Regions from separate parts of the Homo sapiens genome. Here region 1 is linked to region 2. Evidence: chromatin loops called from intact Hi-C (ENCODE). Cell type or tissue: heart right ventricle. All regions are shown on one strand. Each heading gives the region's core, and the rest is flanking DNA. Links, peaks and the distances in the headings are about the cores only.

Region 1 (2,920 bases), core at 224-2,723, 920 kb before region 2:
CATCTCTAAAAAAAAAAAATATACAAAAACTAGCTGGGTGCAGTGGTGCACACCTGTAGTCCCAGCTATTTGGGAAGCTGAGGCAGGTGAATCGCTTGAACCTGGGAAGCGCAGGTTGCAGTGAGCTGAGACTGTGCCACTGCACTCCAGCCTGGGTGACAGAGTGAGACTCTGTCTCAAAAAAAAAAGGTACTCACGAAATCTTTAAAATTAAAAAGTTATATAAATCAGGTTTTATGTACTCTCAATTTTAAGCCTTTAAGTTTGCATTAAGACAGTATTTTTCCTGCTGCAGATCCATAGTAGAGGATAATGAAATCAATTTAATGGAAACCAGCATTTTTTATTAATATACTACAAAATATCAGAGTACATGGTCCATGGTAAGGATATTTCAGTGATATGTACTGTACATATGTGTGGGTGTGTGTACTGCGTTGTAAGATAAAACGTATTTCTTACAGTGGGTGGCATCCAAGTTTAAAAGCCAGCTGCCTTAAGGAATCTATTCTGTGTGAGGACAGGTGATTAAAACTAGATTACTTAAATGTAAGCAATACACTGAATTGTATTATTTGTTTGTCACTGAATTAACTTGGCTTTCTTCCAAGAGTTGAGATTTCTGACAAGCACAGATTTGTCAAAATAAAGTAGAACAACTCAAGTGTTTTTGTTTCTGTTTCAAGGGAATATTTTGTTTTTTTTAAACAGGTCAGTCAGATGAATTCCCTTGAACAAGAATTAGAAACAATTCATTTGGAAAATGAAGGCCTGAAAAAGAAACAAGTAAAACTGGATGAGCAGCTCATGGAGGTAAGTTTCTCAGCAGATGGCCTTAGCTATGAAGAATATGTTAATCCATGAATGAGGTATTTGTTGGGAGAGACTAGACATGGCATTGAATTCCCGTTGTGAAAATCTAAGTACACTGCCAAGTTGAATTCTTTGGTCCGCCTTACCAAGTTTAACAGACAACTTTGCTTCATTATACTGCCATAGGAAGCCATACTGCTTTTCAGAGTAAGTAATAATGATGACCTAAAATGCAAAGACCTGTACCTCTGCAAATTCAGGGGGCAGGGACTCTCTGATTAGCCAAGGGGCCCTGAGCACTCTTGCCATCACCATGTTTATACCAGTTCACTGATCCCTCCTATATTGCAGCATTTTATAGACATGATTGATCTCTAGCACCCTCTTCAGTTGGGAAATCCATGCGGGAAATTTGAGAGCATTAACATTTGGAAGTTTTAATTTCAAGTGCTGCTATTCTTCATTACTACATTTAGAACTCAGGACTGCCTTGTGAGAGGTACATCTGATCACTATGAAAATGTATTTGTGGCCGGACATGGTGGCTTATACCTGTAATCCCAGCATTTTGGGAGGCTGAGGCAGTCAAATGGCTTGAGTCCAGAAGTTCAAGACCAGCCTGGGCAACATGGCGAAACCCTGTCTCTACAAAAAAAAAAAAAAATACAAAAATTAGCCAGGTGTGGTGGCACGTACCTGTAGTCCCAGCTACTTGAGAGGCTGAGACAGGATTGTTTAAGCACAGGAGTTGGAGGTAGCAATGAGCTGAGATCACACCACTGCACTCCAGCTTGGGAGACAGTGAGAGACCCTGTCTCAAAAAGAAAGAAAAAGAAAAAAAATGGATTTGTAAAACTAGCTTGTCAGCTTGGACTTTGAGTTCCAGTCTTCTAGATTGCTTTCTGAATACCGAGTTTAATTATAGGATATAACAAACTTATGTGTACATCCTTCTTAAGGATTTCATTGATATACCTTGGGTAAATGAAATTAGTTAATCTAACATTTAGTGAACTATAAGACTTATGTAAGGCAGAGAAGAACCTGTAGAAATTGTCTTTTTGTGCTCTTAAAAAGTACTGTGTATACACATATTGTTAAGCCAGAATTATAAGAAGAAATGGGGCCGGGCGCAGTGGCTTACCCCTGTAATCCCAGCACTTTGGGAGGCTGAGGCAGGTGGATCACCTGAGGTCAGGAGTTCGAGACCAGCCTGGCCAACATAGTGAAACCCTGTCTCTACTAAAAATACAAAAAAATTAGCTGGGCGTGGTGGTGGGCACCTGTGATCCTAGCTACTTGGGAGGCTGAGGCAGGAGAACTGCTTGAACCTGGGAGGCGGAGGTTGCAGTGAGCCGAGATCACGTCATTGCACTCCAGCCTGGGCAACAATGCCGGACTCCATCTCAAAAAGAAAAAAAAAAAAAAATAAAGAAGAAAAAGAAGAAATGGAGCTATTTAAGTATTTTCTTTTATGAAGCTGGCCACATGCAAAGGTAGCTTTTAAAAACCAAGCACCAAGCATTGATTTTTAATGTGAAATATGGGCAAACGTATAGCACTAACATTAAATCACCAGTGAAGTTTGTCAATTTTGTGTTCTCTGATTTATCAACTAAAGGGGAAATTCATGAAAGTTTTAGTGAAGTCTAAACCATTTTTTCTTTTTTTAACAGCAATATAATGAATGCATTCAAAACTTTGAGCTGTGGGCTGTACTTAGATGTAGACATGCTTTTCTGATGAAATATAATTATATACTCTGAGGAATAAGATGTCTAAAACTAAGCCCATATGTCTAGTATCAAATTGAAAAGTAGCAGTGTGTACTTAGTCACTGTGAGAGCCTTTCCAGAGGCTCTGCCAAGAGACCAGTTCTTCTCCTGCCTGTTCCTGTTTTACCCAGCACCCATTAACATTATTAGCCATCGTAAGCAATTTCCCCTTGTTGTTTTCCCACCTAGTAGTAAATATTTGCTAACAGAGGAGGAAAATTGAGTGTTCTTGACACTGGAGCCGAACAGCTAAGGAAAAAGCATGGATTTTTCTATTTGAACACTGAAAAGAACATCTCATACCTATTTATTCTAATGAAACTTTCATTAGG
Region 2 (2,920 bases), core at 133-2,632:
TGCCACAGCTCCAGCTGGTCCCTCTGTTCAGGGTCCCTGACTTCCCGCAACAAAAAAGAGAAGATTGGGATAAATATTTTAGCTTTTCTATGTATAAAGAATCTTGAGACGGATACTCAGGAAGCCAGTCACAATGGCTCCCTCTTTGGTGTAGTGACAGGAACTGAAGGGATGCAGGATCTCTCACTATCTTTTTTATATTTTTTGTTTTTTATTTATTTATTTTTTGAGACAGAGTCTCGTTCTGTTGCCTAGGCTGGAGTGCAGGGGTGCCATCTCAGCTCACTGCAAGCTCCGCCTCCCAGGTTCACCCCATTCTTTTGCCTTAGCCTCCCGAGTAGGTGAGACTACAGGCGCCTGTCACCACACCCGGCTAATTTTTCATATTTTCAGTAGAGACGGGTTTTCACCATGTTAACCGGGATGGTCTCGATCTCCTGAGCTCGTGATCCGCCCACCTTGGCCTCTCGAAGTGCTGGGATTACAGGCGTGAGGCACCGTGTCCAGCTGACCTTTTTTATATAAGTAAAAAAATTTATTCAACCATGAGTATGTGTTACCCAATCAAAAAATCAGATTAGAAAATAGTAAAGTCCTTTCACTATTATATTAGGGAGTTTAAGTTAAGTATCTGTGCTTAGTCTACCATTTTTAACCAAAAGTTTTAAAAAGTGTGGATTAAATCATACAGAAGATAATCTCTGTAGTCATATATAATGTAGCAAGTATTTATGTTCATCTGTCTTGCATGTCATTTTCTAAATGTCATACAGATAATATACTCTGTACTTTTTATCTTGCAGGTATTAATCATGAAAACCCAAGTTATTTTGTCTTTTGAGAAAAGTTGTAATTTTATCCTCCTAAGGACAATTTTTGGTCTTTTGTATTTAAAAAAATGTAAAGAATATCATATTAAAGATTAATTACGTTCATTTATTGAGAGCAGAGTGGGAAAACAACATTTCTTTCTTATTAGTGGTCTAAAGCCTATTCAGTGCCTCACTAAAAGAAAGCTAAACCTAAGGACCATATGACATTTTATACTTTTGCTTTATGAAATTTATTGTTAGAAGTTGAGTTTAAGAAGGCTATATGGAGTAAGGAGATAACTTTTTTAAACATAGAATTTAATTTCTTTTTTCTAAGACTGTCTAAAGAATATCCTAGGGCAATTTGTATTATAGGTTTTTAGTAAAATTAAGCTTGATGCCTTAAAAAAATTAAACCATCAACTTGTCTTAAATAGCTTCCTGTTTTGTTTTGTTTGCAAAAAGGGTATGAATTCAGGCAGCTATAAAGAAAAGTTAACTTTTTTTCTTTCATTTTGATAGGTTTGAGAAATTTCTGTGGTTCATTAGCTCAGAGAACTATCTAATTATAGGTGGACGAGATCAGCAACAGAATGAAATAATTGTGAAAAGATACTTGACACCAGGTAGGTAAGATTAAAATTCGGAAAAATTTTCTCTTGAATGTTTGGATCAGTTATCTCAATATTAGGCATTGATTTTCTTGTTATACTCTTCTGTTTGATAGATTTAACTAGTAGAAAGATTTGATGCATGATGCTTCATGGTTTGTTGCATATGTGTTTTGATGCTTTTAGTTCTTAAGTGAATATTCCTAAAATGGTATTGCTGAGCTAATCTGCAGTGTTGGACTTTCAGTACATTACATTAACAGAATAACTTTCAGTCTTCAAAGTTATTGTAGGTCAAATTTTTAAAAGCTTACTGTAGTGGTGTTAAAGTTTGCAATCATTTTTCACACCTAGAAGTAGGACTTGGCCGGGCGTGGTGGCTCACGCCTGTAATCTCAGCCACTTTGGGAGGCTGAGGCAGGTGGATCACCTGAGGTCAGGAGTTCAAGAACAGCCTGGCCAACATGGTGAAACCCTGTCTCCACTAAAAATACCAAAAAAATTAGCTGGACGTGGTGGTGCACGCCTGTAATCCCAGCTACTTGGGAGGCTGAGGTGGGAGAATTGCCTGAACCTTGGGGGCAGAAGTTGCAGTGAGCTGAAATCGTGCCACTGCACTCCAGCCTGGGCGACAGAGCGAGACTCCATCTGAAAAAAAAAAAAGGAAAAAAGAATAATTAGGACTTAAAGTGTCATTTTTTATTTGTCTGTATTTAAGGAGACATTTATGTACATGCTGATCTTCATGGAGCTACTAGCTGTGTAATTAAGAATCCAACAGGTAATATATTTCTTTCTATTCAGAATTCCTGTTCCTTTCTTTAAAATATTTTTAGTGTGACTGTAAGACAAAAATTTAATAGAGGGCCAGATGTGGTGGCTCATGCCTGTAATCCCAGCACTTTGGGAAGCTGAAGTGTGAGGATTATTTGAGGCCAGGAGTTTGAGACCAGACTGGGCAAGAAAGTGAAACCTCATCTCTAGAAAAATTTTTTTAAAAAGCTGGGTGCAGTGGCATGCACCTGTAGTCCCAGCTACAGAAAGCTGAGGTGGGAGGATCAGCTTGGGTGACACACACACACACACACACACACACACACACACACCTAATAAAAAAAGATGTAATGATAAAAGGATCAGTCTTATCAAGAAGATGTAACAATTATAAACATATGTGCTGCTAATAACAGAGCCCTAGAATGCATAAAGCAAACCTGACAGAATTGAAGGGAGAGAGAGATAGTTCTACAATAATAGTTGAGGACTTTAATACCCAACTTTCAGTCATAGATAGAATAACTGGACACAGAATCAGCAAGGAAATGGAAGACTTGAACAACACTGTAAACTAAATCTAACAGACATCTCTAGAATACTCTACTTAATAGCAGCACCATACAGGTTGAGTATCCTATCTGAAATGCTTGGGACCAGAGTGTTTTTATATTTTGAAGTATTTGCATTATACTTACCAGTTGAGCATCCCAAATCCAAAAA

What was found. A loop is a pair of places that touch in the nucleus more often than their neighbours do. Peaks named below come from ENCODE experiments on the same cell type or tissue, not always from the same donor. Only the 100,000 strongest peaks of a DNase experiment are listed, where the experiment ranks them.
Region 1: a loop joins it to region 2, with 5 times the contacts of the local background. A loop is called at or near these places in 2 of 110 quality-filtered maps.

The regions. Positions count from the first base shown.
Region 1 is chr14:50,733,409-50,736,328 of GRCh38, reverse strand. It overlaps NIN (ninein), which reads left to right. Exons shown (of 31, transcript NM_020921.4): 28 at 712-813. Among named protein-coding and RNA genes, the nearest start is that of SAV1, 67 kb to the right of the region's middle. In heart right ventricle, for the core only: no CTCF peak of the experiment used is centred there; no DNase peak of the experiment used is centred there.
Region 2 is chr14:49,813,272-49,816,191 of GRCh38, reverse strand. It overlaps NEMF (nuclear export mediator factor), which reads left to right. Exons shown (of 33, transcript NM_004713.6): 17 at 1,335-1,438; 18 at 2,142-2,204. Among named protein-coding and RNA genes, the nearest start is that of NEMF, 38 kb to the left of the region's middle. In heart right ventricle, for the core only: no CTCF peak of the experiment used is centred there; no DNase peak of the experiment used is centred there.